Linked DNA regions of Homo sapiens: region 2 is linked to region 1. The links are chromatin loops, found by intact Hi-C in ENCODE. Cell type or tissue: pancreas. All regions are shown on one strand. Each heading gives the region's core, and the rest is flanking DNA. Links, peaks and the distances in the headings are about the cores only.

Region 1 (16,180 bases), core at 7,523-10,022:
GGGTATGTGCAACGCAGAAGGTAGTGATCTGGGTTTGAGTACTGACTTTGATTTTTTTTTTTTTTTTTGAGACAGAGTCTCGCTCTGTCGCCAGGCTGGAGTGCAGTGGCATAATCTCAGCTCACTGCAACCTCCGTTTCCCAGGCTCAAGCAATTCTCCTGCCTCAGCCTCCTGAGTAGCTGGGATTACAGGCATGTGCCACCACGCTTGGCGAAGTTTTGTATTTTTAGTAGAGATGGGCTTTCACCATGTTGGCCAGGCTGGTCTCAAACTCCTGACCTCAGGTAATCTGCCCGCCTTGGCCTCCCAAAGTGTTAGGTTTACAGGTGTGAGTCACTGCACCTGGCCACCTGACTTTGATTTTATGATGCATCTATTTAACCCTTTGAGTGCCCGTTTCCATCTCTGTAAGGCAGGAATGGTAACACCGATTTCACTGAATACCACTTTCACCTCATGGAGACAGTATGCATATCAAGTGAGAACATGGATGAAAAAAGCATTAAACAAACTTAAGAAACTGGCTGGTTCCTGTAATCCCAGCTCCTTGGGAGGCTGACATAAGAGGATCGCCTTAGCCCGGCAGTTTGAGACCAGTCTGAGCATCACAGTGAGACCCTGTCTTAAAAAAAAAAAAAAAAAAAAAAAGCCAGGTATGATAGTGCAAACCTGTAGCCCCAGCTACTCAGGAAGCTGAGGAAGGAGGATCATTTCAGCCCAGGAGTTCAAGGCTGCAGTAAGGTATGATCACACCACTGCACTCCAGCCTAGGTGACAGACTGAGACCATGTCTCCAAAAAAAAACAACCAACCCCCAAAAAACAAATATAAGAAATTGTGATAAGGATGATGAGGATAAGATAAAACACCACTTGAGGCATACATGAGAAACCAAAAGAGTTAGCCAGCAGAAGAGAAGACCTAAGGAGAGGCATAACAGTTATTTCTCTTCAAAGAGTTGACAACATACAATGCAGAAGAGGGAGGAGACTCATTATAAGTTATGTGAGAGAGCCCAAATAGGATCAAATTGTTAAAGTTATAGTGAAATTACAGTGAAGCACATTTCAGCCCAACATAAACCATTTACCACTATAAATACCAACAATAAAATCAGGTGGCTGAGTGTGGTGGCTCTTGCCTGTAATCCCAGCACTTTGGGAGGCCAAGGAGGGAAGACTTCTTCAGGCTAGGAGTTTGAGACTAGCCTGGGCAACATAGTAAGACCCTGTCTCTATAAAAAATAAAAAATTAGCTGGGCAGAGGGGTGCAGGCGTGTAGTGCCAACTACTTGGGAGGCTGAGGTGGGAGGAGTGCTTGAACCCAGGAGGTTGAAGCTGCAGTGAGTCATGATCGTGCTGCTGCATTGAGCCAACCTGGGCAACGGAGCGAGATACTGTTTCAAAAAAACAAACAAACAAAAAAACCACACACATTAAGGATATGCTAAAGGTTGCATGAGTGATAAAGTCAGTACTGAAACTCAGATCTTATTTTGGATTCCCTGCTCTCTCCGCTGTACACCAACTGTTCCATTCCTAATGTCTTACTCTTGGTGCAATCTGGTTTCCCAGAGTTTCTCCGTTAAACACCTGAAATGGAACAGAATAATCTATTGCCAAAGAGCCCCTTCTTTAAGCAGAAATAGTATATGTTTAGATTGCCCTCTGCTGGTAACTAACAAGGATAATTAGACTTCAAAATCAGGAGCTCAATGAGGTCACCAATCACACTTAGCATTTTCTTCCAGCCCTTTGTGGCACTTATCTCACTGACCCACTCAGTGCTCCCCTGCCCCAGCTTCTTCAAACTCTGCTTCCTTGGGATCACAGCACCAACCATGCTTTGTTTTGATGCTCTTCCTATTACCTCCCTGACTATTCCTACCTCTTTTGTTTATTTTCTTTTTTTCTCTTGTCTGTGTTTGTTCCCTGGCTACTATGGTTGAGCCAGGGATTAAGACTCAGTTCCCTGCTCTCTGCTTTTCTCTGCCTTCTTCAGAGAACTTCCAAATCTCTATTTAAAGTTCAGCAGGTTCTACTCTACTCCTCTATATCCAATGAGTTACTGATACTACCTCCTGTTTCTTACTTCCTTCAAAACATCTCCTTATGTTCCTTCTGGTCCAACAGTAAGCATCCTGATCTGAATTTTCACTGCCCCATACATTGAAGTACTGCATAGCTTTTCATCTGGCTTTCTGGCCTTCAGTTTTTCCCTTGCCTAATATATCTTACACAGTGCTATTAAAACTTCCTAGGATACTACTTTCACAATGTCATTCTTCTACAGAAAAATTCTCTGTGACTCGTGGCTGGGTGCGGTGGCTCATGCCTGTAATGCCAGCACTTTGGGAGGCCAATGCGGGCGGATCACGAGGTCAGGAGATCGAGACCATCCTGGCTAACATGGTGAAACCCCATCTCTACCAAAAACACAAAAAATTAGCTGCGTGTGGTAGCGGACGCCTGTAGTCCCAGCTACTCGGGAGGCTGAGGCAGGAGAATGGCGTGAACCCAGGAGGTGCAGCTTGCAGTGAGTGGAGATTGCACCACTGCACTCCAGCCTGGGCAACAGAGCGAGACTCCATCTCAAAAAAAAAAAATTATCTGTGACTCATTCCTGCCTACAAGATCAAGTTTGCATTTTCAGCCTTTTACAATCATACTTCATCTATTCAGCAAAATTATTCTTACTATAATTCTAGTCACATGGTTTTTCTTTCTGCACTTCATTTCTACCTTTATGTTCTTTACTGTGTCTCTAGTCTATTCACTCCCTTATCCTTTAGAAAACCGTTCATCCTCAACCTAAGCCTCCTTCATTCCAATCTACTGTGCTATCTATTGTCTCTAAATTTCATATGCAGTCACCATATACTGTACATTTATGGTAACTTTTAGCAACATACGTAGTCAATGACTGATAAAAATATTGTTGTAGGTATTTAATAAGAAGATAAAAATAGTAATAGTTTATTCTTAGTAGGCTCTTTCTGTGAGGGAACTGGTCCAAGTTCTATGTAATAATGAATATAATCCACTTAACCTCCCTATAAGCAAGAACCATATTAATTTCAATTTACAGATGGGGGCAGAAAACAGAAATTAAGTCATTTGGTCAAGGCATAGATGGCAGGATTCCTAAAGTTTATAACATAAAAATTATTTGCATACACAACACACAGAAGAGTCAAGTATTAATAAATCACTCTCCAACAACCTTTTCCTCCAGACAGTGGATCTTTAGTGCCAAATTACTAGGTTATGCACTGATGACATTTACTCTATGTGCTCATTTAGACAGTCATAGGTTGTATCATATGGAATTGCTGCTTATTACTGTTTTTTTGTAGGTGAAAAATGGCTGAGTATTGGCAATTTCATTTGGTTCAACCTGATAGCTTTTTAGCTTACATGCTACCCAATGCTAAAACTCAAAGGAAATATGCCTCACAGAAGTAGAAGCCATACATACTGAGAAGCGAGGCGAGGCCGGCGCAGGGATATGCTCTGGTTGTACTTCCATGACCGATTCTTCTGGCGGTTTCGTACCCCATCATCCTGGTCCATCATCTGTTCTAGGAGAGTCTGATCATCTGCGTTCAGGGGGGCCACAGAGATGTCCCGCACAGCACGGAATTCACCACAGTTATTCAGATGTTCATTCTCCAGGCGGAAGAAGTTCCACACAAATCGCCTTAGCAAAATGGGGTAGATCAAAGTACTTATGAAATTGTAACATACTTCTGCTACCTGTAAACCTCCCAGTGTATCAAGTTTCCACTCATGGAAACAAAAACAAAGAATTAAGGGCTTGAATATTAAAATAGGGAAAGATGGTGTTGCGGGGAGGTGGTGGTGGGGGGGTAAGGGAAACAAGACTAGACTATGAAAAAGGGAGGGACTTATGCAATGCAGTTTTAGAGTGCTCATTCTTTCAACTTATTTGACAAATATTTACTGAATGTCTGCCATAAGGCAGTAAAGGCACAGAATGACTCAAAGCCTTTTTGCCCTTATGGGGTGTAATTTCTAGTGGTGGAGACAGACAATGAGCAAGTAAACAATCAATCGGCTAATGATAACTACTGTGAAGAAAATAAAGCAGGACAAGGGAATAGAGTATGCCATCATTAAGACTGGTTAGGGAAAGCTTCTTTGAAGACATGGCAGCTATTGAAAACCTGACTGATACAAAGAAGCAAGTCATGTAAAAATCCTGGAGGAAAGCATCCCAGGCAGAGGAAAATGGCAAGTATAAAAAGGCAAGTTGGAAACAACAGCAAGGTCAGTGGGGGCTAAGAATAAGTGAGGTTAAAATAGCAGGAGATAATGATGGAGGGGTGGAAGAGGGCCCACCCACAGAGGGCCTTATAACCCATAGTTTAAATTTTAGGTCTAATGGAGAACAATGAGAGAACAACAGGAGAATGAAGTGATTTGTTTGAAAAAGGTCCTGCTGAATGGTGAAGAGATCAAAGGGAGACAAGAACAGCTGAAGACAGACCAATTAGAAGGGCTGTTGCAGCAGTCCAGAAAAGAGATGATGGTGACTTAAAGGTGGTAATAACAGAAGTGATGAGAAGCAGACAGACAAAGGATTTATTTATAAAGATGGAGCTGACAGGACTTACTGACATGCGATGTGAGTCGTCTTAGGGTTTTTGGTCTAAGGGAAAGGTGACACCATTTACTAAGATCAGAGATGCAGGGCTGTTCCTGTTAGGTTAGAGCTAATCATTAGATATGGGAGAATTCAGTAGAGAGGTGGACGAGAGTCTGCAGTTCAAGGGAAAGTTTATGGCTGGAGATAGCATAAAGACAGTATTTCACATAATAGGTTTAGGAATAATACAACTAGAGGAGACAAGAGGGCAGAAGATTAAATCCTGGAACACTCTAACACTTAAAAGTTTGGGGGGAGGAGGAAGAACCAGTAAAGGAGTGGACAAGGAATAGCTAGTGAGACAGGAGACTGTAGTTTCTGAGAAGTCAAGTGAAGAAAGTGCTTTGCTGGGAAGTAAAGTAAGGTAAATAAGTACAGAGAACTGACAAGGGGATTTAGCAAAATGGGCAGTACGATCTAAAAGCACAGGCTCTGGGAGACTGTCTAGATTCAAATCATGGCTCTACCACTTGCTAGCTGTAATGACCTTGGATGAGTTACTTAACCTATGCTTCAGTGTCATCAGTAAAAGACATGATAACAGCACCTACTTCCTAAGATTGTTGTGAGGATTTAATAAAGGTAAAAGGCTTAGAACGCTGTCAGCTACATAGTAGGCACTACAATATTATTATTATAGATTATTAACAAAAGTGGTTTAGTTTGAGTATTGGGAATACATACTTGAATGAAAAAGAGAATGGGAGAGAAGTGAGAGTGGAGACAGCAAGTGCAGACGCCTCTTGAAGAGTTTTGCTATAAAGGACAGCAGAAAGATGGGCAGTAGTTGGAGAGAGAAAGCTGATCTAAAGATGGTTTTTTTGTTTGTTTTAAATGGGATAGAACATTTGATTTAGTTAGTAAGCAAATGATTTTAAAAAGAAAATCGTCATGAGGTATTTTTCTTTTTTTACTAGAATTTCTTTTAAAAAATTGATGAAGTAGCACACATGAAAGAGAAAGAAGTGGGTGGGGGAAGGTGGCAGCAGCGATGGGGAGTTCAGGTGCCAGGCCGAGGCATTCAGGAAGGTGAGGAAGGGAAGGAGCACTGGTCTGGAGAGAGCTCTGATGGCAGGTGGATTCCAGAGTCATGCTTTCTCTCTCAGGTTTATCTTCCGTTTCCAGCTTCTGTCTTATTTTAACAGGCAGTGTTTGTCGATCTTGACTTAGACGAATGTTATACACCTATCTGAAAATATCTTTATATCGTCTTATTTGTGAAAGATATCTACACTGGGCAGAGTCTAGGTAAGCAGTTATTTTCTTTCAGCACATTAAAGATTTCATTTTAATAATTTCTGACTTTCACTGTTGCTGTTGAAAGTTAGTCCTTCTTTCTCTTGGCTAATTTGCCTTTTTTTTTTAAGATAAGCATTTCAACAGAAGTATATCACACATAAAGTATGCAAATAAAAAATGTACAGCTTAATTATCATAAAGGGACTCACTGTGTAATTACCATCCAGAAATATGAAATACATTACCATACACTGAAAACCACCTTTAGGGTTCTTTCCTATGTTAACTTCCAGAGAGTTCATTGATTTACTCTTCATACTTAGTTCTACAATCCACCTGGAATTGATTTCACACACAGTATACAGTAGGAGCTGGGAACCATTTTTTTCCATATGGATATCCAGTTGACTCAATATCATTTATTAAAGGCCCTCTTTTTCCACTGTTATGTAGCCACCTTTGTCATAAATCAAGAAGTATCAAGGTATGCACGAGTGGATTTCTTTCTGTACTCCCTATTCTGTTCCAGTGGATTGTCTATCCTTTCACCAACACCATATACTGTCTTACTCACTGTAACTATATAATCAATTTTGATATCTGACAGTATAAGTCTTTTAACTTTGTTCTTTTCAGGATAGTCTTGGCCATTCTTGACCTTTCATATTCCCATATAAATTACAGAACTGGCTTGTCGATTTTCTCACGTCTACACAGCTTTAATTAAACCTATTCCTAGGTATATATCTGATATATTCTGATGCTATTCAAAATGATATGGTTTTTAAAATGTTCTTTTTCTAGTTGTTATGACTGTTTTTAAAAATGACTGATTTATATTATGTTGACCATGTATTCAGAACTGTGACATTAGATCTAATTATTTGTAAACTATTTTGAATTTTCTGTGTAACTGTCATCAGTGAATAATTATAGTTTTATTTTTTCCTTTCCAATTATGATAGTTCTTTTTCCTCATTGCGCTAGCTATACTTTGATGATATTAAATAAAAGTGGGAACAGCAGACACACTTGTCTCATTCCTGATTTCAAGGGAAAGTTTATAGTGTTTCACTGTTAAATATGTTCTTGATTGTGTTTTTGTAGAAAACATTTTTTTCATGAACAGGTATTGACTTTTATCAATGGCCTTTTCTACAAATATAGAGGTTCTTTTTCCCCCTTTATTCTGTTAATATAAGTGAGACAGGTTTCTTTCTTTTTTTTTTTTTGAGACAGGGTCTCCCTCTGTTGCCCAGGCTGCAGTACAGTGGTGCAATCTTGGCTCACTGCAACCTCTTCCTCCTGGGTTCAAGCAATTCTCCCAACTCAGCCTCCTGAGTAGCTGGGACTACAGGCATGCGCCACTACTCCCGGCTAATTTTTCTATTTTTAGTAGAGATGGGGTTTCACCATGTTGGCCAGGCTGGTCTTGAACTCCTGACCTCAAATGATCCACTCACCTCAGCCTCCCAAAGTGCTGGGATTACAGGTGTGAACCACCGTGCCTGGCCCTGATTGATTTTTGAATGTTAAATCTTACATTCCTAGAACGAACCTAACTTGTATTACCCTTTTTATATATTGTTGAATTCATATGCTAATATTTCATTCAGGATTTTTACAACTGTGTACATGAGACAGATTAGTTTTTATTAAAATGTCATTGTAGGCTTATATATCAAAGTTATGCTGGCTGCAGAGAACAAACTAGAAAGTGTTTCCTTTTATGCTCTTTTTTTTTCTGGAAGAGTTTTGTATAAAATTGGTTAATATTTCTTCCTCAAATATTTGAAAGAATTCCTGGGCCTGGCGTTTTCTTTGTGCAAAGTATTTTAACATGAATTTAATTTCTTTAATACAGATTTTCTATTTCTTCTTTATTGGTTTTGGCACACTGCTTTTTCAGTAATTTGTCCATTCATCTAAATTTTTAAATTTATTGATATAAAGTTGCTCATAAGATAGTCTTACTCTTTAAATAAATGTCTTTAGGTTTTTTGATATTCATAATTTGTACTTCCTTTTCTTTTTTGCTTTATCAGTCTTAAGTACTTTATCAACAGTATTTGGCATTTTAAGGAAATTAAGTTTGGCTTTATCATTAATAATTTTCTGTATTGTGTGTTTGTTTTCTGTTCCATTAATTTACGTTCTTTATATTTACTTCTACTTTCTTTTGGGATTTGCTGTTTTTTAAATCTTTCTTATTTCCTGAGCTATATACTTTTCTGATATATACATGTAAAGTTACACATTTCCTTGTAAGCATGGCCCTAGCTGCATTTTACATTTTTCTCTTTTATCACATTTTCAATTACATTCTGTTCAAAAAAAAATTTTTTTTTTTTTTTTTTTTGAGACGGAGTCTTGCTCTGTCACCCAGGCTGGAGTGCAGTGGCATGATCTTGACTCACTGCAACCTCTGCCTCCCAGGCTCAAGTGACCCTTACACCTCAGCCTCCTGAGTACCTGGGACTACAGGCGCGCACCACCATGCCCAGCTAATTTTTGTATTTTTTGTAGAGATGTGTTTTGCCATGTTGCCCAGGCCAGTGTCAAACCCCTGAGTTCAAGTGATCTGCCCACTTTGGCCTTCCAAAATGCTGGGATTACAGGCATAAACCATCATGCCTGGCTACTCAAAATATTTTAAAATTTGCATTACAATTTTGACCTGGGGTTATCAGACATGTACTGCTTAATTTCTAAACATTTGGGACTTTTGAGTTATCTTTTTGTGATTATAATCCCTGCAATTTGTTGAGACTTCCTTTATGGCACAGTGTAAGGTTAATTTTGGTAAATGTTCTACATGTATTTAAAAGAATATGTATTTAGTAGTTGGATGCAGTTCTCTACGTATGTCATTCAGGTTTAATTAATTAACTGACCCGTTATTTATCTATCACTGAAGGAAATATGTTAAAATCTGAAATTGTAAATTTACTTGTAGCAACGCCAGCTTTTGCTTTACAAAATTTTAAGGCATTTTATTAGGTGCATACAAATTTTAATTGGCAGTCACAAGTGAATTTCAAAGTCTACAGATTTGGCAAATTTCTATAGTGCAAAGGTAGTGTTAGTGCTCTGTTTATCTTGGGGCTCCTGTTTTCATTTAGATTTTGGATTATCTTGTCTGATTTTTTTTTAGAATATTTAAACACTTTTTTTTTTGAGACGGAGTTTTGCTCTTGTTGCCCAGGTTGGAGTGCAACAGTGCAGTCTTGGCTCACTGCAACCTCTGCCTCCTGGATTCAAGCGATTCTCCTGCCTCAGCCTCCCGAGTAGCTGGGATTACAGGTGCCCACCACCATGCCCAGCTAATTTTTGTATTTTTAGCAGAGACAGCGTTTCACCATGTTGGCCAGGTTGGTCTTGAACTCCTGACCTCAGGTGATCCACCGGCCTCGGCCTCCCAAAGTGTTGGGATTACAGGAGTGAGCCAGTGCACCTGGCCAGATTTAAACACATTTTATCTAGCATTTTTATTGTTTTCAGTGAGAAGGCTGGGCTGAATAACTCAGACTGCCAAATTGCAAAAAATGATTGATTTCTGTTTTAAGCCATTTTACCTCCCAATTTCCACTTATCCTTTCAATGGAACCCCGTTCTAAAGAAGCTTTTAAGTCATCATCAATGGTTATTTTAACTTTGTAAGAATTAACCTCTGGGCCGGGCACAGTAGCTCACGCCTGTAATCCCAGCACTTTGGGAGGCCGAGGTGGGTGGATCAACTGAGGTCAAGAGTTCGAGATCAGCCTGGCCAACATGGTTTTCCAATTCTAAGGCTGAGGAGAAATTTGAGAAAAGTTGGAAAATTAAAGGTTTTCAAGTACAAGTTATAATAAATTCTAATTTGTAAGTATTGGGTGTCTTTTAGGTTAAAAAGAATCTTTAATAAACTTTTCAGTAGTTTGCTTACCGGAAAACCTCAAGTGGGGCAAAGACAGTAGCAATGATGTCCCCAGAATGAGGCAACAAAGTTGTAGAGGTAATCGAGATTTGGATAGTCCAAGCAAAGCGCAGAATCACATCCTCTATTATGGCACAGTAGTAGTAGGCCTGAGAAATAATAAAGAAATTGAGTATGTTTTCTATCACATTTCTCATAAATAGGCATACCAATGAGCATATGTCCTACAAACAAGACTCACACATGTCCTACGAATAAGCACAGGCTCAAGAGGAAAGTTGTACTTTATTTTGCAGGGAAGTACACATTATATTTTAGAATGATTTCTACCAATTTAGTTTTTTCTTAAATGGTATAATATCCAGTATGAAGTATTACTGAATTTGAGTAATCATTAACAAATATATTTCACTGCCATACTGTATACCAGGCTTTCTTCTAGGGCCCAGAAATATAAGCTGGTTAAGATCCTTGATTGATTGAGATTACATTCTAACAGGTACAGTAGACTTAATAGCTAATATCAGAAAAGATTAGCAGATTTATTCACTGTGTTATTTGTACTTTTATTCTCCATTTGCCTTACCCTGTATTTGAAGAAAGTTTTGCCTTGCTTTTTGATGTGAATGAAATTAAGCTTGGATTTCACAACCGTGGTTGAATTTAAGAAATGTTCTATTTTTACATGGGGAAGACGGTGCTCAAGTAATACTTGCAGGTACTAGCACCCAGGATTTAGGAGTCCAGTCCAGTTTTAGCTACACAAAAGTCTTAAGTACACAAATTGCCAATAGAGCAGAACTATATAATTCATAGATTTGCTCATTATTAATCTCAAGGAAATCAGCTCTTTAAATATATGTATTTAATGAATGTGAAATTTTTGGGAAGGGGAACTACTATGTATTAAGCCATAATATTTATTTTACTTAAAAAATTTTTAAACAAAGTAATACTAGTCATTGTGAGAATGCTATTCTAAAAAAAAAAAAAGTCCCCTGGCCACCTTCTCTTTCCATCCCTAGAGACCGAACATTTTCAAAATTTGTAGCTACTTCTTCTACTTAGCCTCCATGTATTAAACTAATATGTGTAATAAGAATAATCCGGGGGAGGAGCCAAGATGGCCGAATAGGAACAGCTCCGGTCTACAGCTCCCAGCGTGAGCGACGCAGAAGACGGGTGATTTCTGCATTTCCATCTGAGGTACCGGGTTCATCTCACTAGGGAGTGCCAGACAGTGGGCGCAGGCCAGTGTGTGTGCGCACCGTGCGCGAGCCGAAGCAGGGCGAGGCATTGCCTCACCTGGGAAGCGCAAGGGGTCAGGGAGTTCCCTTTCCGAGTCAAAGAAAGGGGTGACGGACGCACCTGGAAAATCGGGTCACTCCCACCCGAATATTGCGCTTTTCAGACCGGCTTAAGAAACGGCGCACCACGAGACTATATCCCACACCTGGCTCAGAGGGTCCTACGCCCACGGAATCTCGCTGATTGCTAGCACAGCAGTCTGAGATCAAACGGCAAGGCGGCAACGAGGCTGGGGGAGGGGCGCCCGCCATTGCCCAGGCTTGCTTAGGCAAACAAAGCAGCTGGGAAGCTCGAACTGGGTGGAGCCCACCACAGCTCAAGGAGGCCTGCCTGCCTCTGTAGGCTCCACCTCTGGGGGCAGGGCACAGACAAACAAAAAGACAGCAGTAACCTCTGCAGACTTAAGTGTCCCTGTCTGACAGCTTTGAAGAGAGCAGTGGTTCTCCCAGCACGCAGCTGGAGATCTGAGAACGGGCAGACTGCCTCCTCAAGTGGGTCCCTGACCCCTGACCCCCGAGCAGCCTAACTGGGAGGCACCCCCCAGCAGGGGCACACTGACACCTCACACAGCAGGGTATTCCAACAGACCTGCAGCTGAGGGTCCTGTCTGTTAGAAGGAAAACTAACAACCAGAAAGGACATCTACACCGAAAACCCATCTGTACATCACCATCATCAAAGACCAAAAGTAGATAAAACCACAAAGATGGGGAAAAAACAGAACAGAAAAACTGGAAACTCTAAAACGCAGAGCGCCTCTCCTCCTCCAAAGGAACGCAGTTCCTCACCAGCAACAGAACAAAGCTGGATGGAGAATGATTTTGACGAGCTGAGAGAAGAAGGCTTCAGACGATCAAATTACTCTGAGCTACGGGAGGACATTCAAACCAAAGGCAAAGAAGTTGAAAACTTTGAAAAAAATTTAGAAGAATGTATAACTAGAATAACCAATACAGAGAAGTGCTTAAAGGAGCTGATGGAGCTGAAAACCAAGGCTCGAGAACTACGTGAAGAATGCAGAAGCCTCAGGAGCCGATGTGATCAACTGGAAGAAAGGGTATCAGCGATGGAAGATGAAATGAATGAAATGAAGCGAGAAGGGAAGTTTAGAGAAAAAAGAATAAAAAGAAATGAGCAAAGCCTCCAAGAAATATGGGACTATGTGAAAAGACCAAATCTACGTCTGATTGGTGTACCTGAAAGTGATGTGGAGAATGGAACCAAGTTGGAAAACACTCTGCAGGATATTATCCAGGAGAACTTCCCCAATCTAGCAAGGCAGGCCAACGTTCAGATTCAGGAAATACAGAGAACGCCACAAAGATACTCCTCGAGAAGAGCAACTCCAAGACACATAATTGTCAGATTCACCAAAGTTGAAATGAAGGAAAAAATGTTAAGGGCAGCCAGAGAGAAAGGTCGGGTTACCCTCAAAGGAAAGCCCATCAGACTAACAGCGGATCTCTCGGCAGAAACCCTACAAGCCAGAAGAGAGTGGGGGCCAATATTCAACATTCTTAAAGAAAAGAATTTTCAACCCAGAATTTCATATCCAGCCAAACTAAGCTTCATAAGTGAAGGAGAAATAAAATACTTTATAGACAAGCAAATGCTGAGAGATTTTGTCACCACCAGGCCTGCCCTAAAAGAGCTCCTGAAGGAAGCGCTAAACATGGAAAGGAACAACCGGTACCAGCCGCTGCAAAATCATGCCAAAATGTAAAGACCATCGAGACTAGGAAGAAACTGCATCAACTAATGAGCAAAATCACCAGCTAACATCATAATGACAGGATCAAATTCACACATAACAATATTAACTTTAAATGTAAATGGACTAAATTCTGCAATTAAAAGACACAGACTGGCAAGTTGGATAAAGAGTCAAGACCCATCAGTGTGCTGTATTCAGGAAACCCATCTCACGTGCAGAGACACACATAGGCTCAAAATAAAAGGATGGAGGAAGATCTACCAAGCCAATGGAAAACAAAAAAAGGCAGGGGTTGCAATCCTAGTCTCTGATAAAACAGACTTTAAACCAACAAAGATCAAAAGAGACAAAGAAGGCCATTACATAATGGTAAAGGGATCAATTCAACAAGAAGAGCTAACTATCCTAAATATTTATGCACCCAATACAGGAGCACCCAGATTCATAAAGCAAGTCCTCAGTGACCTACAAAGAGACTTAGACTCCCACACATTAATAATGGGAGACTTTAACACCCCACTGTCAACATTAGACAGATCAACGAGACAGAAAGTCAACAAGGATACCCAGGAATTGAACTCAGCTCTGCACCAAGCAGACCTAATAGACATCTACAGAACTCTCCACCCCAAATCAACAGAGTATACATTTTTTTCAGCACCACACCACACCTATTCCAAAATTGACCACATAGTTGGAAGTAAAGCTCTCCTCAGCAAATGTAAAAGAACAGAAATTATAACAAACTATCTCTCAGACCACAGTGCAATCAAACTAGAACTCAGGATTAAGAATCTCACTCAAAGCCGCTCAACTCCATGGAAACTGAACAACCTGCTCCTGAATGACTACTGGGTACATAACGAAATGAAGGCAGAAATAAAGATGTTCTTTGAAACCAACGAGAACAAAGACACCACATACCAGAATCTCTGGGACGCATTCAAAGCAGCGTGTAGAGGGAAATTTATAGCACTAAATGCCTACAAGAGAAAGCAGGAAAGATCCAAAATTGACACCCTAACATCACAATTAAAAGAACTAGAAAAGCAAGAGCAAACACATTCAAAAGCTAGCAGAAGGCAAGAAATAACTAAAATCAGAGCAGAACTGAAGGAAATAGAGACACAAAAAACCCTTCAAAAAATCAATGAATCCAGGAGCTGGTTTTTTGAAAGGATCAACAAAATTGATAGACCGCTAGCAAGACTAATAAAGAAAAAAAGAGAGAAGAATCAAATAGACACAATAAAAAATGATAAAGGGGATATCACCACCGATCCCACAGAAATACAAACTACCATCAGAGAATACTACAAACACCTCTACGCAAATAAACTAGAAAATCTAGAAGAAATGGATACATTCCTCGACACATACTCTCTCCCAAGACTAAACCAGGAAGAAGTTGAATCTCTGAATAGACCAATAACAGGCTCTGAAATTGTGGCAATAATCAATAGTTTACCAACCAAAAAGAGTCCAGGACCAGATGGATTCACAGCCGAATTCTACCAGAGGTACAAGGAGGAGCTGGTACCATTCCTTCTGAAACTATTCCAATCAATAGAAAAAGAGGGAATCCTCCCTAACTCATTTTATGAGGCCAGCATCATTCTGATACCAAAGCCGGGCAGAGACACAACCAAAAAAGAGAATTTTAGACCAATATCCTTGATGAACATTGATGCAAAAATCCTCAATAAAATACTGGCCAACCGAATCCAGCAGCACATCAAAAAGCTTATCCACCATGATCAAGTGGGCTTCATCCCTGGGATGCAAGGCTGGTTCAATATACGCAAATCAATAAATGTAATCCAGCATATAAACAGAGCCAAAGACAAAAACCACATGATTATCTCAATAGATGCAGAAAAAGCCTTTGACAAAATTCAACAACCCTTCATGCTAAAAACTCTCAATAAATTAGGTATTGATGGGACGTATTTCAAAATAATAAGAGCTATCTATGACAAACCCACAGCCAATATCATACTGAATGGGCAAAAACTGGAAGCATTCCCTTTGAAAACTGGCACAAGACAGGGATGCCCTCTCTCACCGCTCCTATTCAACATAGTGTTGGAAGTTCTGGCCAGGGCAATCAGGCAGGAGAAGGAAATAAAGGGTATTCAATTAGGAAAAGAGGAAGTCAAATTGTCCCTGTTTGCAGACGACATGATTGTTTATCTAGAAAACCCCATCGTCTCAGCCCAAAATCTCCTTAAGCTGATAAGCAACTTCAGCAAAGTCTCAGGATACAAAATCAATGTGCAAAAATCACAAGCATTCTTACACACCAACAACAGACAAACAGAGAGCCAAATCATGAGTGAACTCCCATTCACAATTGCTTCAAAGAGAATAAAATACCTAGGAATCCAACTTACAAGGGATGTGAAGGACATCTTCAAGGAGAACTACAAACCACTGCTCAAGGAAATAAAAGAGGACACAAACAAATGGAAGAACATTCCATGCTCATGGGTAGGAAGAATCAATATCGTGAAAATGGCCATACTGCCCAAGGTAATTTACAGATTCAATGCCATCCCCATCAAGCTACCAATGACTTTCTTCACAGAATTGGAAAAAACTACTTTAAAGTTCATATGGAACCAAAAAAGAGCCCGCATCGCCAAGTCAATCCTAAGCCAAAAGAACAAAGCTGGAGGCATCACACTACCTGACTTCAAACTATACTACAAGGCTACAGTAACCAAAACAGCATGGTACTGGTACCAAAACAGAGATATAGATCAATGGAACAGAACAGAGCCCTCAGAAATAATGCCACATATCTACAACTATCTGATCTTTGACAAACCTGAGAAAAACAAGCAATGGGGAAAGGATTCCCTATTTAATAAATGGTGCTGGGAAAACTGGCTAGCCATATGTAGAAAGCTGAAACTGGATCCCTTCCTTACACCTTATACAAAAATCAATTCAAGATGGATTAAAGATTTAAACGTTAGACCTAAAACCATAAAAACCCTAGAAGAAAACCTAGGCATTACCATTCAGGACATAGGCGTGGGCAAGGACTTCATGTCCAAAACACCAAAAGTAATGGCAACAAAAGCCAAAATTGACAAATGGGATCTAATTAAACTCAAGAGCTTCTGCACAGCAAAAGAAACTACCATCAGAGTGAACAGGCAACCTACAACATGGGAGAAAATTTTCGCAACCTACTCATCTGACAAAGGGCTAATATCCAGAATCTACAATGAACTCAAACAAATTTACAAGAAAAAAACAAACAACCCCATCAAAAAGTGGGCGAAGGACATGAACAGACACTTCTCAAAAGAAGACATTTATGCAG
Region 2 (16,180 bases), core at 5,999-8,498, 52 kb before region 1:
CAGACAAGGCAACAGTGATGTTTCTCCTTGGCCCCTGAGTCTTGACTGTTCCAACCCCCACTCCAGGCACTGTCCCTCCCCAGCCCTCACACACACTCTCGTCCTGCTTTTGCTGGGGATGGCACTGCTGTGCTGGGGAGTCTGTCCATCTGTCATCCACTTTGGCTCTGGGAGACACTGTGGCGAATAGTCAAGTCCTGCTCAGTTCCGGAAGACACCTGTACACATCTCACACCAGGGCCACCTGGAGCCAGGTAACCCGAGTTTCAGGCCACTATGCAAATGGACCCAGGTCCACAGGCCGTTTTCTATCAGAAGGCACCCAAGAAAGGACCATAGTTCTCCCTTTCTTTTCCTGGTAGTGGCCTCCCCACCAATCCACTGCTAAGTGTTGGGATTCCATCTCTTGTTTCTTTCATTTATCACTTCTTTATCACTCACACTGGACCCCTGCAGTGGCCTCTTATCCAGCCTCTCCACTGCCTCCTGTCTGTAGGTCCAACTGATGCACAGCCTTTATCACACCAACCCAGAAGAGGGCACAGGGTCAAGTGCATACACTTTGGAGGGAAAATGCAGGCTCCCCACATTCCTTCCTGCTTCCTCTTACACTCCCAGGCCTTCAGGGCCTCCAGGCCTCCTTCCCTGACCTCATGCAACCCTCCTGCCTCATTTCCTGGATCTTTCTTCTTAGCCTAGTAGCATTTGACTTCTATTTATTAGATGCTGAATGCTCACTGGAATGCAAAAGGCAATGGACAATGGGGGCTCCACACCTGCTCCTACCCCTGACTCCAGTCATTTCCCCCCATAAGCACTGCTCCAGAACGAAATTTTTTTTAAAAAGAACTCCTGCTGGCCAGGCGCAGTGGCTCACGCCTGTGATCCTAGCACTTTGAAGGCCAAGGTGGTCGGATTGCCTGAGCTCAGGAGTTGAAGACCAGCCTGGGCAACACGATGAAACCCTGTCTCTACTAAAAATAGAAAAAATTAGCCGGGAGTGGTGATGCGTGCCTGTAGTCCCAGCTACTTGGGAGGCTGAGGCATGAGAATTGCTTGAACCCAGGAGGCAGAGGTTGTGGTGAGCCAAGATCGTGCTGCTACACTCCATACTGAGTGCTGCTACACTCCATACAGAGCAAGACCCTGTCTCGAAAAAAACAAACAAACAAAAACAAAACCAAAAAAAACATACACAAACTCCTCCTAAGCAAGTAGATCTGCCTGCTTTGAGATTTCAGCAGATCCTGTGCTTAAAAAGGCTGCTCTGGGGAACACTGAAGAGGTGTCGGTCAGCCTGTTTTCTGGAACTCACATTCAGCCAGGGCTACTCATTCATCAGGCACAACAGCCGCTATGCCAAGGACGCACAATATGGACAGGGGCCCAGGAAAATGTTGTAATTTCTTTTAAAATCAGAAGAAAATAAACTTTTGGGTCAAAGAAAAGATTTTAATGTAGAATGACATATTTATCTTTCAACCAGCATGGTCATGAAATATATATTTTTTAATTTTTTTTTATGGAGAAAGAGGCCCACGAAGGCAAAAGTGCCTAGGGCCCCCGAAAGTCATATTGCAGCCCTGCTTTCAGAGAGGGATTTGTAGCCGAGAGATGTAGGCTACTGAGCAGGACACCCCGCTGCTGAAGACGGTGCAGGATCTCACTACTCATCTCAATATGGTCGTCGGGAGGCCCCTCTGATATTAATAACTATGGTGGTGATGATTTTCTTTTGGGGATTGTAAAGCACTGGGACTCTGAGCCCCAGAGAACCCACACGAGGATTCTGGGCCCTACCTGTACTTGTATCTAGGTCAGCTGTGGGGTCCCTGTTCCTGTGGAGCTCATGGTGAGCTCTTCAGAAGCATGCTTCCCTCCCCATAGCCCCCAAAAAGAAGACTCCATCCGGAGAAACAGCCTAGCCCACTGCACAGAAAGGACGCCCTCCCAGCCCAGCCGACCCAATGCAGGCAAAGGCCCACAGGGAGATTCTGCACACAGCTTCACACAACGACCCCTCCACAGGCCCCAAAAGCTAGTGCCCTGTCCGCTGGCAGGATGTGGGCTGTAATTTCTAGGGAGGAAAAGAGCCTAGCTTTAAAGGCAGTGCGGTCCTAATCTAACAAGGGAGCCCAGGTCCCATGAGCCACATCAGTGGTCTTAACTTTCACACACAGGGTGGTGAATTGAGCAATCCTGGAATTCACTGCAGAGGCAGACATTTTTGTTCTAAAAAGAGAAATTGAGGAGCGCTTAATCACATAAGGTGCTTTCAGCCCAATTATTCAAACCCAGAAAGCCCCACTAGCAGTGTCAGCAACTGTGCATAAAGGCAGGATGAAGATTTTGGAGACAAGTGCAGGACGAATGAGGCAGCTAAGCGTTGAGCAAATCCCACACCTGCCAAGTTCTCAAGGTGATGCTCCACAGAAGCTCCAGTAGTCACTCCTCTAGGGGAGGATCCCGCTGCAGTCCTGGAGACATATGGCTTCACAGGGACCCCTTTCCAGAGTCCCACTTTCCATAGCATTGCTCCCCTAACCACACAATCAATGTGATGTACACAAGCTCTGCAGTCTCAACACAGCCACTCTCTCTGACCCAGGACAGTACCACTTACAGTGTCACCCTCCCAGCCCTGCCTCTTGCTGACATGTCCTGTCCTCCTGCCATCAGTAACACCAATCTAGGCATGTCTATCCCCAAAATGGCAAAATCTTGTGCTTCCAGGAGCTGCTCCATTTCTGTATTAATTTGTTTCCAGAAAAATGCAGCTGCTGCTACCTCTTCACCTCCTGGAGTCCCTGTCTGTTCAGGCTTGCCCCAGCTGCCTCTAGCCAGACCTAGGATAAAGAAGGCCCTCTGAGACTGCTCTGCCTGCCCCTCCTCTTCCATCACCTTTCACCAAGCTGCTCTTTAGAAGTGATGCATCTGGGCTGGGGATGGGGCCTCCTGCATCTAACTGAGGCCTGGGGCCTGTGTGCCATTGCCATGTTAACTCAGCATGGCCCTCCAGGGTGATTTGACGGAGCGTAACCTTTAGAAGCATCTGCAGCAAGCCATCTGGCGTTGATTTTTCAGCTATACCCTCTGAGGATTCGCCAGCGCTGCCAAGTCACAGTAATTCTTTTCTGGACACAGCAGCTGCTAAAGTGGGTCACCTTGCAATTCTATAGCATTTCTATGGCCTGGAGACAGCCTGCAAAAGGGAGCCTACGTTAAAGTTAGTGATTGGGGTTGTTGTGAGCTGCTAGAGTGACATGAGGAAGAAGTGTCCAAGAGGACCTTTACACAATGCAATCTGTTTTGCAGATAGTCTTGACTATTTTGAGGCTATCCGACCTAACCTAAATGCCTCTACAAAGTAGAACAGGAGAGTTGCTTGGAAGTCTAAGATTTCTCACCATATATTTATATACGTGAAGAAGAATAGTTAGGATGCCCTGAAGAAGTCATGCCCATTCCTTTTTTTTTTGAGATGGAGTTTTGCTCTGTCGCCCAGGCTGGAGTGCAGTGGTGTGATCTCGGCTCGCTGCAACCTCCGCCTCCCGGGTTCAAGTGATTCTCCTGCCTCAGCCTCCCAAGTAGCTGGGACTACAGGTGCCCGCCACCACGCCCAGCTAATTTTTTGTATCTTTAGTAGAGACGGGGTTTCACCATGTTAGCCAGGATGGTCTTGATCTCCTGACCTCATTATCCGCCCGCCTCAGCCTCCCAAAGTGGTGGGATTACAGGCGTGAGCCACGGTGCCCAGCCCACCATGCCCATTCCTAACAAGTGCCCTCCATCTAGAGAGAGAGGCAAGGCCCAAAATGTGGAAATACAAGGGCAGTCTGTTTGGCACCCCTTGCCAGGATTTATGGTCTTCTGAGCCCCTCTCCTAAGGGTCACAATGACCTCTGCTCATGAAGGAGTCGTCTCAGTGGTTCCATGAAGGTCCTTAGCCTTTAATGAGCAGTTCGGCACCCTCCATCAAAGAGCATGTGGTCCAGTTCCACCAAGATCCCTGTTCCCTAAGAACCCCTGCTCCCTCCACTGCCACGTGGTGATTCAAACAGGCTGATGCAGCAGGCCCACCATGCCAGTGAAGCCACAGGCTTTGCTAGCTGCAGAAGTGGTCTTGCTTGGGCCTGGTGAGACCTGGCATAGCCTGGTGGCCTCATCTCAGGCCCAGGTGCATGACTGGAAGACAGCTCTGTGTGGTGGTGAAGTCCACATGTAAGTGATTCTTCAAAGTGCACCATCGGCGGAACAGGCAGGAAGATGGGGATGCAGTGTGTTGCTCAGGGGGCAGTCATGTGTGTGATGTGCTGGTCTGAATGTCCTTGACCTTGTTGTTTTCCTACCTTACCACGGCTGTAGCATTATGAAATCAGGGATGACATCCAAATCTTCAGTTCTGATCTCTCCTCCTCTAAAGATCCTGTATCCAACTGCCTGGTGGGCATTTCCAGTGGATGTTCTGGGACCACCTCCCCCTCCAATGCCTGACCCTGCACTGAGGCCTCACCCCTCGGCTGAGGCCCCACCAAACACACAGACACCGAGTCAGAACCCTGGGCTCATTCCAGATGCCTCCCTTCTCACACCTCCCACACCCCTGCAACAAAATAAGGAGTCATTAGAGCTCACAGTCCTGCAGCACTCACTGCATGGCGGGCGCTGTTCTAAACTTGACACGTATTAGCTCACATAGCTCCACAGCAACCCTGTAAGACAGGCACTGTTACAGTTCCCATTTTGTGGGTGAGGAAACTGAGGCACACAGACTTCTGCAGAGGCACCCAGCTAAGTGCCAGAACCAGAAGTCAAGCCCGCATGGTCTGGCTGTAGGTGTTGCGCTCCTCTGTCGCCTCACTAAGCCTGCTTGCCAGTGCCTATCTTGCACTGCTTGCCAGTGCATATCTATACTTCCGTCAAGCCTCAGCTAAGAAGTCACCTTCTCTCAAGAGCCTCACCTGTCCTTTCCAGGTGGAGTTAACAGTTTCCAGTTCAGCACACACACTTTTCCTCTCTCACACCACAGTCCACATAATTGAATATCTGTTTGCTTCTCTCCCTGGAGACTGTGACCTCCATCCCCCCAGGGATCCAGATCATGTTTCATTCATCTTTGTATCTCAGTGCCTGACTGTAGGCCCTCAGGAAAGGTGTGTTGACTGACTAAATAATCAAAGCAAGAGCCTTATATGGAAAACACACAGACACACACACACATGGAGCGAGCAGCAGCAGCATTTGGCTAGATCCCACTTCTTCCCACTGCTGACTCTTCCCTGCTATGGCCCTCCCAGGCTAGCCTGGCCCAGGTCCCACTCACCGGCTGCCCTGGGTAATGGTGGGCACGATGTCATGGCTGGCACGGAGGGGCCGGGTCCTGGCCTTCATGCGGGCACGCTGCAGCAGATGCGTGGCTTCCTCATGCCTGGGGCTCAGCACAGGCTCCGGGTTGGGACCAACGGTCCTGCAGCGTGGCACACAGGCCAGGGTGGTGGGGGAGGGATTAGAGGAAAATAACGCAGATTAGGAGGGCTTTAGCAGTGTCAAGCACTGGCTGTGCCAGAAAAAGCCCTGCATGTGCAGCCTTCCTCCTCTAGCACCCACGCACAGGGAACCCAGCCTGGGGGCCTGGGGCCTGGGGCCTGGGGCTGGGAAATGGCCCTGCGTGGCTCTGGATGGGGGCTGGGGAGCTGGCCCGGCCTTGGACATCTGCTCAGGCACTGGAGGCAGAGACCTCAAGAGGATCTAGAAAGGGTAGGAGAGTCTCCAGATTATTCTATTGTTCCTTCCCCAGGCAGACAGCAGGAGCTATCTGGGAGGAGGAGGGAGAAAGGGCCCGGGGTTGTTGGGCTGGGCCTGTGCCCAGACAGATGGTCTCTCCACGCATCACCTCTCTCTCCTTCTGTCTCTCTGCACCCACACACAGCACCACACTAGTACCCACTGCAGATGCAAAGAATCAGGGCTCTGTCCAGCATAGATTGGGCCCTTTGGGGGAATGGCATTTTTATAAATCCTGGTGTTTTCTTGCCTTAGTCCCAATCCAAAACCATCAGGCACCAGCTCAGGGCTCACAGGCTCAGGGCTGAGAGAAATTAAGCTGGACCCAAACCAAGCCAGCAAGTGGTTCGACTTTCATAATAATAAGGGTCCTCCACCAGCCCCCACCCCCTACCAGATGTGCTGCCTCCCTGGCCAGTCCAGAGTGGCAGAAAATGACAGCAGTCCGTTTTCAAAGCTGTCTCTCAGCCAGTGACATACAGCCCGCGCTGGGTTACAGCTATAACAGCAACCCACAATCTCCCACTGACAAGACGTTGTTCTCCACGGAGCTTGCTCTCCCCAGCCAGGCTGGCCGAGGGCAGGTGTTCTCTCCACTTGACAGATGAGGGTGTCCAGAGCAGAGAAGAACGCTGGCACATTGTTCAAGGTCGAACGTCAATTGCAAGCGGAGCAGAGCACACGACAGCCAGCCCACTGTCTCCAGCATCGTTCCGCACCCTCTGTCCTCTCCTGCCTTGGGTCTCAGGGCAGGCAGAGGATGTTTGTGGCTGGGGGCAGATGCGCTCTTTGGGGTAACTTCATCATCCCCACTGGCTGCCCCTGTCCTCGCCGTCACATATGCTGGGCTGTCCTCAACAGTGAGGGTCCACAGGGCTCCAGCAGGTCCTGATCTCAGACCTGCAGCCCCTCACCATGGTCCTGACTGGGGGAAGGGACCAGGCAGTTTCCTGGGTGACAGAGATGTGAGTGGAAATGGCACAGCTCTGAGGCCTCCAAGGAAGGCTTCCTTGGACATCCTTGGACAAACTCTGGGCAGACTATGATTTCTTTTCTTGTTTCCTTTTCTTTTTCTTCTCACTATTTGCATCCAACCCTGTTTTGGGGCTGCTGGGGAGCAGGAGGAGACTGCTAGAAGAAAGGCACCATCTGTGCCTGTGAACCCTGGCAGGGCCCAGGCATGGCTTTGGAACAAGGAGGGCTTTACTGGAGTGATGGGAAAGCGAATCTCCAGGCCCGCTGCCCCGTGAAGCCTCCTTTGGCAGGAGAGGCCTCCCTCTGCACAGCTTCCCCAGCAGACAGCTCCTCCAAGGCGGCTGAGAGCAGCTGTGCTCCCTGGGGCTCCTGCCCTGACAGCAGAGATAATGAGGTTACCAGCCCGGAGAGGCGCCCCTGCAGCCGTGGGCCTCTGGCTGCCAGCCCGCACACTCGGAGCCTTCCGGTGACAGCTGTGGTTCCACGGCTGTCAGAGGGCATTTGTCACAAGACCTGGTGGGCAGGCAGGAGGGCCCCCAGGCAACTGGCCAGATGCTGCCAGGATCAGCCTTGCCCCCAGGTTTTAAAGCCATTTTCCAGCTTTGCTATTTCCTTTCTGCTCCCTCCTCTTGGAGCTGTTACTTTTTTTTTTTTTTTTTTTTTCTCATCAGCTGTCTTGCTTCAGTTCCTGGCAGACAAAGCTGGTTCTCCACTGATTAGAAAAGCAGGGCTTTTTAGGCGCCTAGAGGCATCCATGCAGTACCACACTGAGCATGGAGGAGTGGCAGTCACCTTCACAGACTGCAGCCAAGGTCAACGTGCACCCTGGTGAAGCGAGGGCCTGACCAGCCCTGTGGAGGGAAGGTGGTCTTTCTCTGAGGCAGGGAACAAGCAGGCAAAATGGGGTGGGTGCTGAGTCTGTCCCATCTCACTGCCCACCTCCCAGCTCCCAGAGTTGCTCTGGAAAATTCCTAGAAGGGTTGGGGTGGTCAGTGCCATGGCCAGGCAGAGGCAATTCCTGCCTAAGAAGAGACGGCTTTTTGCCACTGTCTTGAAAGTCTGCACTTCTGGAGCTCATTAGCTCAGAGGGTGGAGCATAGGAATAAAGTGGCTGAGTGCTTTTCCTCCCTGGGCCTCAGTTTCCCCATCTGCAAGCAGTGGGGGCTGGAGAGGGGAGAGGACTCACAGTGCTACCCTGTGAGCCCAGATCTTTGGCCACATAGTCTGATATGCCATAAGGTGGGGTGTGGGATTTCGAGGTCCCCCCTTGGGGGAGTTCCCACCACAGATGTTTGGCCCTGACCGAGTGGCAGAGCCTATAAAGAGCTCATTGTTGGGGAAAACTAGAGTTCCACTAGAGTATGCTGGCCCTTCCCCCACCCCTCCAGCCACCTGTGTCCTCGACTGGTTCACAAGGACAAAGGGCAGCGTGTGGTCCCCTCCTGCTCTGGGCACTCCCGTCTCGGCCAGTTTCCTGGTGGAGGGACAGGCTTAGCTAAGGCTTTGCTCTCCCTCCAGCCAGCTGGGGCAGGAGAACCACCATTGCTCTCCTAGCCAAGGAGGTCAAGGGGACAGAGTGGCCTTCTTCTGCAGCCATCATAATCCTGGATTAAAATAATAAGCTCAGCGAGTCTGTGTTTAACCCTTTCAACTCAGGTACATGGATGGGGAAATAACTGGGAATGTAGAGGGATCTGCCGCTTCCCAGATTCCAGGATGCACCCAGTAGAGGGAGAATATGGAGTGTACAGAACATAGAGAAACTTTTCTGCTTAGCATTTGTTCCATGTTTGCGTATTTGAAAGCTTTCTGATGACCACGGATAGAGCTCTCCTACTGTGATTCTGTGTGCAATTTTCTGAATGAGGGGAAGTGGAAAAGGTGCACCTGGAACTGATTCTGGGTCATGTGCTCCATGAGGGCAGGGACCTAGTCTCAGACTGTCATGCTTGCTTGCACAGGTCCCTTCTTCCCAGGTCTGCAGGACATGGACAGGACACAGCCTAGAGTGGCGGGGAAGTGTGTGGCTTGGGGGCAGCCTGCCTGGGGTTCTAATCCCTGGACAGCCACTTCCTAGCTGTGTCACCCTGGCAGGTTACTTAGGAGTTGAGCCTCAGTTTCCCTATCTGCTAAATAAGGGCTCAGTTGTTAAGATAAGTGAGAGTGACTCCTTTAAAAGAGATTAGCACAGAGCTGGGCACTTGGTAAGAGTCCACAAATGTTAGCATTTATTATTATTATTATTATTATTTTATCATTAGCACCATTGTTTTGTTAAATTACTCTCACCCCCTTACTAAGCAAAGGATGGAATCCCCGAATATGTACTAAAGTCACCTGTGATGAGATCACTTTGTCGTCAGCAAGGGGAAGGCATGTTTGAAATGACAAACACCATCTTGTAGCTGGAGGGGACCTGGTGGCTTTGCTCTGGACTTTGAAAAGCCCTTGACAGGGCTCCATAGAAAAGGTGGCTTCCATAGGATAGAAAACAGGAGGTGGCCAATTGGTCATGGAGGAAAGCTGACTCCCAGACAGTCAATAGGCCCTCCTGTCAATGGAGAAGGAGGAGTGGGAGTCCTTAGGAATGGCAGCTGGGAGAACCCACCTCCTTCAACACCTTCAAAAGGATCTGTGTGGAGGCCTGCAGTGCACGCCTAAGATGCTGACTTCTGAGGAGAGCAGAGCCACCCTGCCCCTGCCTTCCTGAAGATGAACAGATTCCCTGCTGAGCCCCAGAAGGAGGCTTTGGGCTGCCCCTTTGGTGAGAACCTCTTGGCCTCAGGTGTGGGACCTGGGTGGCCACAGAGGAGGCAGGTGTCCGAGATGCCCTCCGATGGGGGACCAGTGGCCTGTTCAACTCTGGCAGGCAGAGGAGAGGGCTTCCTTTCCTAGAATTTCAGACTGGCTCCCACCAGATGAATTGCCTTGGGTAAATTGACTTTCTCAAGCTCCTTGATTGGTAAAGATTGGGACCATCATGAGATTTTCATGTGTGGTGTGTATATGGGCATGGCAATGACGCAGCATGGGACAGGGTATCTGGAGGATCCAGGTGGCACTGGGTTTGTGATAGGGCTTCCTTCTCCACCCAGGGTGAGACACTGGGAGCGTGTTAAGTATCCTAAAACACTGTTGAGTGGTTACATTTAATTTTTTCTTTTGCTTTAGTCTCGGTGGGGCTGGGAGTGGTAAGGGGGCTTTCCTTTGTGCGTGTATATCAGTGGGGCAGGATGGGAGCTGGGGGTTGGTAAGGACAGGCAGGGGCTCAGGCATTCTTCCGTTCTTGGTTACACCCGTGCCCTGGGGTGTTCTCAGCCACCTCTACAGCCCTGGGCATGCTGGGGTGGTGCTGGGATGGTGGGAGTGTCTCTTCTCCCGCACTCAGCCGGGACTCCCCATGCCTCCTTGCTGAGCCCTTACTCACACTCTTTACGACGTGCCTCTGCCAGACATTTCTGAGAGCCTTTCCCTGCACACACTTGCAGGCACTGGGGCCCGGAGACAAGAACAGCACAGTTCTTGCCCCAGGAGCTCAGGGAGGAGATACACCAGTGCCAGCTATGGCTGCAGCCGGTGCAGGGCACAATAAGAGCAAAAGTGGCCAGTTCCATGTGAAATTGCACTGGATCACACCCAGTGGCCAGCTCGCAGGGGAGCTCTGTGCTTCTGTGATCTAATAAATACGGATTTGGTCCCCACTCCTGGCACCTGGCACACAGCTCCTAAACCCTTGGAATCTCAGGAATGAGCAGAGTGTCTTTTGTATGGTAATGAGACGGCTGGTGGCTGAGAGTCCCTAGATAGCTTCAGGATGTGGGCTGGTCACCAGAAACACCAATCATTTTGAGGGTTGGAACATTAAGCCCCACCTCCTAACCTCCGTCAGGGGAGAGGGGCTGAAGTTTGAGCTGACTCGCAGTGGCCAATGATGTAATCAATCATGCCTACATAATGAGGCCTCCACAAACACCCAAAGGACTGGCAGGACAGCTTCAGGACAGCTGGGCTTGTGAAGGTTTCTGGGGGGTGGTGCCCCATCTCCCATACCTTGCCCCATGCCTCTCCTCACATGGCTGTTCGTGTCTTTTATAACATTCTTCATAAGAAATGGGTAAATGCAAGTAAAGTGTTTCCTTGCGTTCTGTGAGCCGTCCTATAAAATTAAACCCAAGGAAGGAACAGTGGGAACCCCGATTTATAGCTGGTTGGTCCGAAGTGCAGGTCACAACCTGGGACTTGCAATTGGCATCTGAAGTGGGCGCAGTCTTGTGGAACTGAGCCCTCAACCTGTGGGGCCCGATCCTATCTGCAGGTAGACAGTGTCAGAACTGAGTGGAATCACAGGGCAGCCAGCTGGGGTCTGCCAGAGAATTGCTTGGCGGGTGGGAAACATCTGCACACGCTCTGGTGGCTTGAGGTGAAGTGCTCTGTGCTGTGTTGAGTGTGTGAAAGTAGGAAAAACATTTTGGTTTTTTCCTATCTCAGTTTCCAAAAATGCTAATTAACATATTAAGCTTTAAAAGCCTGAGATTTTTCTCACAGCTGAGGGCCTGACCACTTGAACCACAGGCCAAGCCCCTGAAATTCTTTAGGGCTGCCTGTCTTTAACTTAGAGTCTAGAAACTGCTTGAGGGGAGGGAGTTTTTACCCCCCAAGGAATCCCAGCAGGGGCCTGAAGATCGGGACCCGCCCTCCCCTTCCCCTCGCCTGTGTGAAGTGTTTTGGTCCTCGATCACTCACAGGGATTTCCTGAAGGGTGTGTACACCAGGGACTGGGCTTGTGGATCCCCACAGGGGCACGACTCCATCACAGCGATGAGGGGAAAATAAACAACCTAGGATGTTCCCTGCGCTTCCCTCATCACTACAGCACACATAAAACAAAACCGAGACCTTCTCTGCTCCCTTCTCCCTGTAACTAAAGCCCCTGCAGACACACTCAGCACCTGGGGCCTCCCAAATCACACATACAGAGAAGGTCCTGATTTGCACCAGGGTGTGCCTGGGCCATGCAGAAGCACCGCCTCTATGGAGACGGCCGAGGAGGCCGAGGGCCTCGGGCTGGCCGCCCTGGCGCGGGCTCCTGAGCCTCCGAAGTGGATTTGGTGTGGGGTCTGGAGCCAGCGTTGCCCTGATTGCTGTGCTCCTCACTGTCACACCCTTTCACTTGCGCTAGGTTACCGGGATCCTAAGGCAATCTGCGTTCCCAGTATGTCTCTCAGAGGCTCAAGGAAGGGAAGGGGCCAGAGCTGGTACAGAGAGAGCCTGAGCGCGGCCCCCTATTTCAATGTCCTCCCACTTCTCTCTTATGAGTCCTTCCAGGCACAGATCCCTTTTGCCCTCTGTGAGGCCCAACGTCTCACCTCATCCTCTCCCCCAAAATCCAAACCCCATTTCCTGAATCATCCTAATAGTGACCTAGGAGAAAAATAAGCGTATCCCATGGAGTCCATCACCTGCCCTTCTTTGCCCACACCTGAGAACAGAGCAGGCTGGGAGGGGAAGGAGACCCCCAGATCCCTAGCCCAAGGGGTGGCCTGTGGGGGCAGGGACAGGGTGGCTTGTGGCAGTGCTGCACGATGGCAAGAGCGCAGCCCTTGGGGCCGGCAGCCCTGAGTGCAAAACCTGGCTCCAATACTTGGCAGCTAGAGGACCTGGGCAAGTCCCTTAACTCCCCCCGCCACAGAGGTCTCTCTCTCAGTGAAACAGGAACAATAAATACTGTCAGGCCTCTGAGCCCAAGCTAAGCCATCGTATCCCCTGTGACCTGCACCTTTATGTCCAGTTGGCCTGAAGCAAGTGAAGAATCACAAAAGAAGTGAAAATGGCCGGTTCCTATCTTACCTGATGACATTACCTTGTGAAATTCCTTCTTCTGGCTCAAAATCTCCTCCACTGAGCACCTTGTGACCCCCCGCCCCTGCCCGTAAGAGAAAAACCCCCTTCGATTGTAATTTTCCTCTACCCACCCAAATCCTATAAAACGGCCCCACCCCTATCTCCCTTCACTGACTCTCTTTTTGGACTCAGCCCTTCTGCACCCAGGTGAAATAAACAGACTTGTTGCTCACACAAAGCCTGTTTGGTGGTCTTTTCACACGGACGTGCGTGAAAAATACAATTTGTTATTAGGATAAAATGGGAAAGAAGGAACAGCACTTAGCATAGCTCTTGCCACATAATAAGAGCTCAAAAATGGCAGCTGCTGGCATGGGCTTTTGCCTACCACTAGGAGGCTCCAGTCCTCTGCAACTGAGCCTTCTCTTGCCCCTCATTAAGTGGGGGACAACCCTGGGGTTGGGGGCCGGGGGTCTCCTCCGCATCTGACCCTTAGCCTTTAAGGTCCTGGGTCGTTGCCTCCCAGGCTGACTCCTGGTGACTGCCCCACACAAGCCAGGCCAGCCCCAGCCCGCCCCCAGCCCGCCCCCAGCCTGCCTGCTGTGTTGAGCTCTGCTGTCACCATCATGTCATGAGCTACTCGTCCCATTGCCTGCAGAGCAGTAACCATTACGGACACCATCAGATGCATGCTAGGTTAACTTGGTTGTAATGGTTATTTGATTGCAACACTTGACTGAATGTGAAGCAGCACCTTAAACCCTCAGAAGATCCAAGGGGCTCATGACCTCATGAGTGAGGTCCTGCGCTTTCCTCCTGCCAGAGCACGTCCTGACTGATGTCCTGGGGCCCCCTTCGGGGTGGCCATCAAATGGTCTGCCACAGCCTCAGCATTCTCTCCCCAAAGTCCTAAGCCCCTTAGAACAGACACTAAGCCCCAGGACCCTGGCTTCGAGTGGCACTCCCGGGGCATAGAGCCGAGGGAAGCATGCCTTACTCCAGAGGTCTCTTGGGAAGTTCATTGATACAGAAGTAACATCAATCACTCCATCCTGCTCCGGGGAGAGAGGGAGCCCTGCAGGGTCTTGGGGACCACCTTTAATGTCTGCCCAGGAGACTCGGGGATAGAGCCAGACAGGGAACCCTATCTGAGGGGCTTCAAGACATGGCCCTATAGCCTGGGCGTCTACTCAGCAGGGACCTCACTGCAGAGCGCCAAGCGAGGCCAGCAGGGTACTTGGAATGACTCCCAAACAATGCGTGTTTCCCCACAACACTCTTTGCCCTGATCGCCAGGCACTCTAAGGGGACATTTTGTTAACAGTCTTTGAACAGAGTCCTAAAACTCACTAAGAGACCTTCTCTCTCTCTCCACACACCCAGGCACACACCATACAGTACACAGGTACGCACACCCTGCCTGAACTCTGAAATGCAGCCCATGGATGCTGGGGGCCTGGCAGGTTAAACAATGGCCCAGAAACCCCAGTCCTGAGGATTCTACACAAATACCATCTCCTCACAGCACTAAGGGAAAGCCCCTCCTTCCCCCATGGTTGAGGTCTCCTCCTTGAAAATGAGGGGGCCTTATTCCTTAGTATCCAACGGGCTGTCAGGAGCTTTGGCTTCTCCTTTCAGCAGTGGCCACTGAGCAGAATCCCCAGTGGCTGCATCTCCCCACTGGGCCCTTCCCTCATCGAGGGAGGAAGTGTGCAGGGGGTGGGGGCAGCTGCAGGCAGAGGCGGCACCACCTCTGCAGAAGAGGGCATCTGCCCCAGCCCTCTCCTCCAGGGCTCCGCACAGAAAGAGGGAAAAAGACAGAAGGCAACTTGAACAGGGCGCAGACAGGGGAGCAGAGCCGGCTGAGGCCCACAGGCCTTTCTGTAGTCACGCTCCTCAACACTGTGGCAGGGCCAGCTGGGGACCAGAGGAGGGTCTGGAAACAGCGGCCAGGGAGGTAGGGGAAGAGATTCCTGGCAGAAGGGGAGGCAACTGTGATTCCAAATCATAAATAGCAAAGGATGAAGGAGCCAGACATCCCCCTCTCCATCAGGCCCTTAGGCAAGCAGAAGCCCAATCACATGAACCTGGGCTGCCCTCGCTTGGTTAAGGCAGGTGCGGGGGTGGAGGACTACGGTGGACTCAGTGTTTGTGTCTCCCCAAGATTCCTAGGTTGAAACCATATCCCCAGTGTGAGGGTGTCAGGAGGTGGAGCTTTGGGAGGTAAGTAGGTCATGGGGCATGGCCCTCATGAATGGGATTAGTGCCCTTCTAAGAGGCCCCAGAGGGCTGCCTTGCCCTTTCCTCCACCTGAGGGCACAGCAAGAAGGCACCATCTATGAATCAACCAAGAGCAGCCCTCACCAGATGCTGAATCTGCTTGTGCCTTGATCCTGGACCTCACAGCCCCCAGAACTGTGAGCAATAAATTTCTGTTAGTAAGCCACCCAGCCTCTATAGGCTTTTTGTTATAGCAGCCCAAATAGACTAAGACAGAGGTCTGTCCACGTTTTCTGGAGGTGGTTCTAACTGAGTGGGATTTGTGCAGGAGCCGCCTTACACCGGAGCAGCAACCGTGTCGACCTCTGCCCTCCGCAGAAACCACAAGGCCTCGCAGGGGCTGACAACACCAGACAGCTGGGGAAACGAGAGCTCCAGGACCTCTCAGCCTTGTGGACCAGGAGCCTCGCAAAGACTGAGGCTGGGTTCAACCTCTGTGCAGGTGCCAGCTGCAGTCAGGCCTGCCGATGGCCCCACTCCCACCTTGAGTGTACTTTTCTCACTCTGCCTGGCTCAGGACACTGCCATGAAGGACAGGCAGCCCCAATTCCCCCGCTACACCTTGGTGGGTCCAGCTTCCCCAAAATATTTGGTGGAGGGGCTGGAGCGAAGGCCGTGGGATAGCATGGTAAGGTTGGAGGTGAAATCTTTGACATGATCCCAGCACAACCTCTTGACTGGGAACGGAATTGGGGTAAGGCTTTGTACATTTTCCCCAGTGATTTTCACAACGATGATCTCACTTCGGCCTCACAATGGTCCTGTGAAGTGAACCAGACAGATGCTATTTCCCCAACTTTAAAGATAAAGAGGCCTGGGCAAGGGAAATGGCTCCATGGACATGGAGCAGGTAGTTAGCAATGCGCTTTGTTCCCTGGTGGTTTTGCTCAAGTAGCAGGGAGGCACCAGCCTGGGGGATGTGGCGGTGGGGGTTACTGGCAATTTCTGCAGGGTCTCAGGGATGATGACGTCCACTGGTCTGCTGGTGCAGGAGTCTGCCTGCCCTCTCACTTTGGGAGGTCTCTTACTGTCCTGATGCTGAGTAAATAGAGGGACCATGGTGAGGAGGGAGGGAGAGAAAATGTGGGCTCTGAGCTCTTACCTGTTCTGGCCGGAGTCCTGCAAGGAGGTGCCCGAGGCCCAGTCCACATCCCCCACTGGTCGCTCTAGGATCCAGAACAGAAGCAGAGATCAGGACAGAGCCAGAAACAGGGCTCTCAGCTGCCACTTAGTGAACACTGAGGAGAAGAGTTTCTCCAGAAGCAACTTACTCCCCAGATAAATCTAACACTTTGCCTGA

Evidence for each region. Hi-C counts contacts between places; a loop is a spot of excess contacts. Peaks named below come from ENCODE experiments on the same cell type or tissue, not always from the same donor. Only the 100,000 strongest peaks of a DNase experiment are listed, where the experiment ranks them.
Region 2: it touches region 1 in a loop (2.7-fold over the local background); 5 of 110 quality-filtered maps call a loop at or near these places.

Annotation. Positions count from the first base shown.
Region 1 is chr1:180,867,596-180,883,775 of GRCh38, reverse strand. It overlaps XPR1 (xenotropic and polytropic retrovirus receptor 1), which reads right to left. Exons shown (of 15, transcript NM_004736.4): 13 at 9,834-9,973; 14 at 3,479-3,700. LOC124904464 (a long non-coding RNA gene) reads left to right here and starts at 10,892. Exons shown (of 2, transcript XR_007066760.1): 1 at 10,892-11,030. In pancreas, for the core only: no CTCF peak of the experiment used is centred there; no DNase peak of the experiment used is centred there.
Region 2 is chr1:180,917,717-180,933,896 of GRCh38, reverse strand. It overlaps KIAA1614, which reads right to left. Exons shown (of 9, transcript NM_020950.2): 3 at 15,983-16,046; 4 at 5,324-5,467. Among named protein-coding and RNA genes, the nearest start is that of KIAA1614, 13 kb to the right of the region's middle. RefSeq lists enhancers at 9,939-10,820, 15,038-15,117. In pancreas, for the core only: no CTCF peak of the experiment used is centred there; DNase peaks (open chromatin) are centred at 7,106 and 8,206.